Linked DNA regions of Homo sapiens: region 1 is linked to region 2. A link is an interaction called in ENCODE POLR2A ChIA-PET data of the cell type or tissue named here. Cell type or tissue: K562. All regions are shown on one strand. Each heading gives the region's core, and the rest is flanking DNA. Links, peaks and the distances in the headings are about the cores only. Region 1 overlaps PSTPIP2 (proline-serine-threonine phosphatase interacting protein 2). Region 2 overlaps ARK2N (arkadia (RNF111) N-terminal like PKA signaling regulator 2N).

Evidence for each region. Peaks named below come from ENCODE experiments on the same cell type or tissue, not always from the same donor. Only the 100,000 strongest peaks of a DNase experiment are listed, where the experiment ranks them.
Region 1: POLR2A ChIA-PET joins it to region 2 with 6 read pairs; 2 of 35 experiments call an interaction of 5 or more read pairs at or near these places.

What each region holds. Positions count from the first base shown.
Region 1 is chr18:46,059,345-46,062,258 of GRCh38, reverse strand. All of the region lies in intron 1 of PSTPIP2 (proline-serine-threonine phosphatase interacting protein 2), which reads left to right. Among named protein-coding and RNA genes, the nearest start is that of PSTPIP2, 11 kb to the left of the region's middle. In K562, for the core only: a CTCF peak has its summit at 591; DNase peaks (open chromatin) are centred at 638 and 1,798; H3K4me3 peaks cover 294 bases.
Region 2 is chr18:46,185,914-46,188,827 of GRCh38, reverse strand. All of the region lies in intron 1 of ARK2N (arkadia (RNF111) N-terminal like PKA signaling regulator 2N), which reads right to left. Among named protein-coding and RNA genes, the nearest start is that of ARK2N, 13 kb to the right of the region's middle. In K562, for the core only: no CTCF peak of the experiment used is centred there; no DNase peak of the experiment used is centred there.

The sequences.
Region 1 (2,914 bases), core at 328-2,827, 130 kb after region 2:
GAAATCTTTGTTTTCAGAATACCTCTCAGGGAGGGGATGGTGTGGCACAAGGCTGGAAGGCTGGAAGGAAGACTTGAATAAGCTGTTCAGGGTAGGGAGACTGAGACCCCATCCCTATCTGAAGCACATGCCTTCTAAAGGGCAGGAGCCTAACTAACTTCTGAGCTTAGTTTTGCTGAGTGAGGCATGCAAGCTGAACTGCCAGAGAAAGCAGTCTCCATGGTGTGTCCTCTTTACACTTGCCCTATAGTGCTTGGTCTCTGCTTCTATTTGAATGTTACTATTGAAAGAATAGCTGTTGGAAGTGATAGTTTCATAAGTGGCCACAAATATTCGAAAACCCTAGAAATATGGGCATCTAAGTCCCTTCACTGCTTCAAACCTTGGTGGCCCCACCTCTTGTAATCTGCTCTGAGCCCTTATTATCAAATACAGATATTGTTTTCTCTGTCCCAGGAGATCCAGATCCTGCCCTACAAGGACTGAACTAGGGGTTCAAAAAGACCTAAGCTCTCAGGAATAAAAAGTATTGACTCAGGCCTTTGTCAGCACTTCCGCAGATGGCCAGATCTGGGCACTGTTGATTTGTCCTGTGGGCTGTCTGTCCCAAGCTCAGGTTTCCTCATCTACCTGTCCTATGTTAGGGCCTAACTATTTAATCAGCGTTCTTGTCTAGTTCCTGCCCATAAGAGTGGTTGACCTTTACTGTGACCAACCACAGCCCAGAGCCACTATCTTGGCTGGCAGGCCTCTCCCTGGCTGATACAGACTGGTATTGCTTTTCCCTGGGCAGCATGGGCAGGAAGTTTGTGGATAAGGGACCTTGATGCTCCTGCCAGGTCCTCCGAATCTCCATCTCATCTGCTTCCTTTGACTTAGAGCTATTGTTTCTCAGTGCGAAGCAGCCTCATTTTGGTCATGAACTTCATATATGATTTTTTTTTTTTTTTTTGGTGAAATGGAGTCTCGCTCCGTTGACCAGGCTGGAGTGCAGTGGTGCAATCTTGGCTCAGTGCAACCTCCGCCTCCCAGGTTCAAACGATTCTCCTGCCTCAGCCTCCTGAGTAGCTGGGATTACAGGCACGCACCACCATGCCTAGCTAATTGTTGTATTTTTAGTAGGGATGGGATTTCACCATGTTGGCCAGGTTGCTCTTGAACTCCTGACCTCAAGTGATCTGCCCATCTCGGCCTCCCGAAGTGCCGGGATTATAGGTGTGAGCTACCACACCCAGCCTCCTGTATGATTTTTTATTAATGTGCATCTATTGGTGCATTCCCTCTTATCTGCCAACCACTGACCATTTCATCTCTGCTGTTTTATACGTGTCATTGTCAATTAGTAATGTAATATTGATGTCAAGGATAGAGTACTATAGAGTACAAGGCACCTGCCTGTGAGCACATGGCCCTTCCCTGCAGAAACTAAGCAGAAAAGCCCAAGGCCAAAGGGCTCAGCAAGTTATTGTAGAAGCCTGTCTGCTCTCAGAGGGCAAAGAAACCAGTCCTCTGGGCGGAGCCTCACATGGGGAAGCTGGAAGCCTGGAAAGACCAGCACCCTCCCCTGCCATGTAAAGTTTGAGTGTACAAAGACTGCAGCCATTTAGAGGGAATTGTGATTGATTCTGAGAGAACAGAAAATGGAGAGGGCAAGGCCACCAGCCAATGGCAGCCACAGCTCTCCTACCTTTATTAGGAGTCATTTGGGGTCTACACGCTATTGTACTCAGACTAAATGAGTGACTTGTCCAGTGCCACCCAGCTAACCACTCTGGACTTGAGCTTCCTGTTGTGCAGTGAGGATAATGATATCTGGCAAGCCCAATTTTAGGACTACAATGTGTTTCAAATGATAAAGTACGTCATAGTTGTGTTAAGGAGGTGGAATTGTGGGTAATGTGTTAGTATATCCACAGACTAGTTTCTTTGCAGTTAAATTAATTTTTAAAAATTTAGATAATGAATGAAAATGATGAGTGGAAATCACTTTCAAAAATTTAAGGAATTGCAGTGAAATACCATAGTGAAATAGAGTCCCTAATCACTAAAAATTATGATTTAAAACAAGCACCAGGAAAGATATTTGAAATATAATAATATTATAAAGATATTTAAATGACGATTTAAAACAAACACCAGGAAAGACACTTGTAATATTAAGTTTAAAAGAAAGTTATTAAACAATTTGGAAAACAAGACCTCATTTTAATTTTATTTATTTATTTTTGAGACGGAGTTTCACTCTTGTTGCCCAGTCTGGAGTACAATGGTGCAATCTCAGCTCACTGCAACCTCTGCCTCCCCGGTTCAAGCAATTCTTCTGTCTCAGCCTCCCTAGTGGCTGGGATTACAGGCATGTGCCACCACGCCCGGGTAATTTTTTTTGTATTTTTATTAGAGACGGGGTTTCACCATGTTGGTCAGGCTGTCTCAAACTCCTGACCTCAGGTGATCCACCCGCCTTGGCCTCCCAAAGTGCTGGTATTGCAGGTGTGAGCCACCACGCCCAGCCTAGACCTCATTTTTATTAAACAAAAAATGAAGACAGTCATATGTCACTAGGAAAATATATGAGGATTACATAGCAAATATCAACTATTGTTTTCTCTGGAATTTTAGACACTTTGAAAAATATTATTTTCTTTTTTTTAATCTATACTTAAAAATTTTCAACAATAAAATAAGTATAACTTTTAAAATAAAGAAATAAGACCAGGCGCGGTGGCTCACGCCTGTAATCCCAGCACTTTGGGAAGCTGAGGCAGGCAGATCACTTGAGGTCAGGAGTTCCAGACCAGCCTGGCCAACAAGGTGAAACCATGTGTTTACTAAAAATACAAAAGTTAGCTGGGCGTGGTAGCAGGCACCTGTAATCCTAGCTACTTGGTAGGCTGAGGCAGGAGAATCACTTGAC
Region 2 (2,914 bases), core at 328-2,827:
TTCTGACTCAGGATCTTGAACTCCTGGGCTCAAGTGATCCCCCGGCCTCTGCCTCCCAAAGTGCTGAGACTATAGGCATGAGCCACTGCGCCCAGCCAACATTTTGATTTTTTAAAAGATAAGTTGACATTTCAAAATCTTATATTTTTATGTTAGTAATTCCCTAACCACTTAAAATTTTTGCCAGGCATGGTGGCTCACACCTGTAATCTCCAGCACTTTGGGAGGTCAAGGTAGGAGGATTGCTTGAGCTCAGGAGTTCGAGACCAGCGTAGGCAACATAGTGAGACCTCGTCCCTACTAAAAATAAGAAAAACAAGCTGGGCCGCCACATGTCGCGGCTCACGCCTGTAATCCCAGCACTTTGGGAGGCCTATGCAGGTGGATCACCTGAGGTCAGGAGTTCCGAAACCAACCTGGCCAACATGGTGAAACCCCATCTCTACTAAAAAAACAAAAATTGGCCGGGTGTAGTGGCAGGCACCTGTAATTCCAGCTGCTCCGGAGGCTGAGACAGGAGAATCACTTGAACCCGGGAGGCAGAGGTTGCAGTGAGCCAAGATCGTGCCATTGCACTCCAGCCTGGGCAACAAGAGCAAAACTCTGTCTCAAAAATATATATATATAAGATTTTAAAGGACAAAATCTGTACAAGTGGACAGTTACTCTTTACCTCAGTTACTCTTGCCTGACATTATCTGCCAAGGCATCATAAAAACAGTATGTGCCCTTCAAATAGGTTTAATAATACTAGGCTTACAAAAAACTTCCATACTGTGCTTACTTAAAATTATGCTCAATGTATGCCAAATGCTTAATCAATAAAAGAAAAACTATGCCATACAAGGAGGGAAGAGGGAGTTATTAAGCAAGGGAGTTACTTAGCGGGGGAGTTCCAGTTTAGCCTCATAGCAGTTTAGTCTAAACAAATTTTTTAAGTTATTTTTTAATAGGCTTAGCTTGAAAACCCAAAAACTGTCAGCTGGCTTACAGTTTAAATATTAAACCATGTTATGTTTATTACTGAATCTATTATTCAAAAATTATGTACTATCCTAGCACCAAAAATCAAGGAAACTGGGCACTTCTCATATGAATGAAACTAAATAAACTGAAGTCAAGAGACCACAAACAAGAATATAGTTAACTCCAAGAAAATAAAAATTTCTGCCTTTAAGACAGTTATTGGCCGGGCACAGTGCTCACGCCTATAATCCCAGCACTTTGGGAGGCCAAGGCGGTCGGATCACCTGAGGTAGGGAGTTCAAGACCAGCCTGACCAGCATGGTGAAACCCTGTGTCTACTAAAAATACAAAAAGTAGCCAGGCGTGGCGGCGTGCACCTGTAATCTCAGCTACTCGGGAGGCTAAGGCAGGAGAATTGCTTGAACCCGGGAGGCGGAGGTTGCAGTGAGCCGAGATGGCGCTACTGCACTCCAGCCCGGGTGACAGAGCAAGACTCCGTCTCAAAAAAAAAAAGACAGTTATCATATAAAACATTATAGTTGGCATCTACTGCTGATTTTTTGTTTGTTCGTTTTTTCATGAGACAGAGTCTCGCTCTGTCACCCAGGCTGGAGTGCAATGACGCGATCTTAGCTCACTGCAACCTCTGCCTCCCGGGTTCAAGCGATTCTCCTGTCTCAGCCGTCTTTTTAAAAAAGTAGTAGTAAGGGCTGGGCAAGGTGGCTCATGCCTGTAATCCCAGCACTTTGGGAGGCCAAGGCGGGCGGATCGCCTGAGGTCTGGAGTTCGAGACCAGTCTGACCAACATGGAGAAACCCCGTCTCTAACAAAAACACAAAATTTGCCAGTCATGATGACGCATGTCTGTAATCCCAGCAACTCGGGAGGCTGAGACAGCAGAATCACTTGAATCCGGGAGGCAGAGGTTGCAGTGAGCCTAGATCATACCACTGCACTCCAGCCTGGGCAACAAGAGAGAAACTCCATCTAAAAAAAAAAAAAAGTAGTAGTAAGTTCTTTAATAGTTGGGAGTAAGGTTAAAAAAACAAAATTCGGCCGGGCACGGGGGCTCACGCCTGTAATCCCAGCACTTTGGGAGGCCGAGGTGGGCGGATCACGAGGTCAGGAGTTCAAAACCATCCTGGCTAACACAGTGAAACCCCCTCTCTACTAAAAGTACAAAAACAAAATTAGCTGGGCGTGGTGGCGGGCGCCTGTAGTCTCAGCTACTCGAGAGGCTAAGGCAGGAGAATGGTGTGAACCCGGAAGGTGGAGCTTGTAGTGAGCCGAGATCCCGCCACTGCACTCCAGCCTGGGCAACAGAGCGAGACTCCGTCTCAAAAAAAAAAAAAAAAAAAAAAAATCACCAGTTGGGTGCGGTGGCTCACTCCTGTAATCCCACCACTTTGGGAGACCAAGGCAGGAGAATCATGAGGTCAAGAGATTGAGACCATCCTGGCCGACATGGTGAAACCCAATCTCTACTAAAAATACAAAAATTAGGTGGGCATAGTGGCGTGCACCTGTAGTCCCAACCACTCGGGAGGCTGAGGCAGGAGAATCGCTTGAACCTGGGAGGTGGAGGCTGCAGTGAGCCGAGATAGCACCACTGCACTCCAGCCTGGCGACAGAGCAAGACTTTGTCTCAAAAAAAAAAAAAATTCATGATAATCAGCTGTCCATCTTTAAAAACCACTCTCCATAAACTTTTAAATCAATCAATAAAAATAATAAAATAAAAACACTCCTAGCTCTTTGTGAAAGTTTGCCTATTCTATACCTAAACACTTCAAAAAAATGCCCCCCCTCCCTGTCCAAAATGCCCAACTTAAGGTATTTTCGAAGTTTTGCCTGTTTTTTTATTTTTATTCTTTGAGACAGGGTCTCACTCAAGCTGCCCAGGCTGCAGTGCAGTGGCACGATCTCAGCTCACAGAAACCTCCACCTC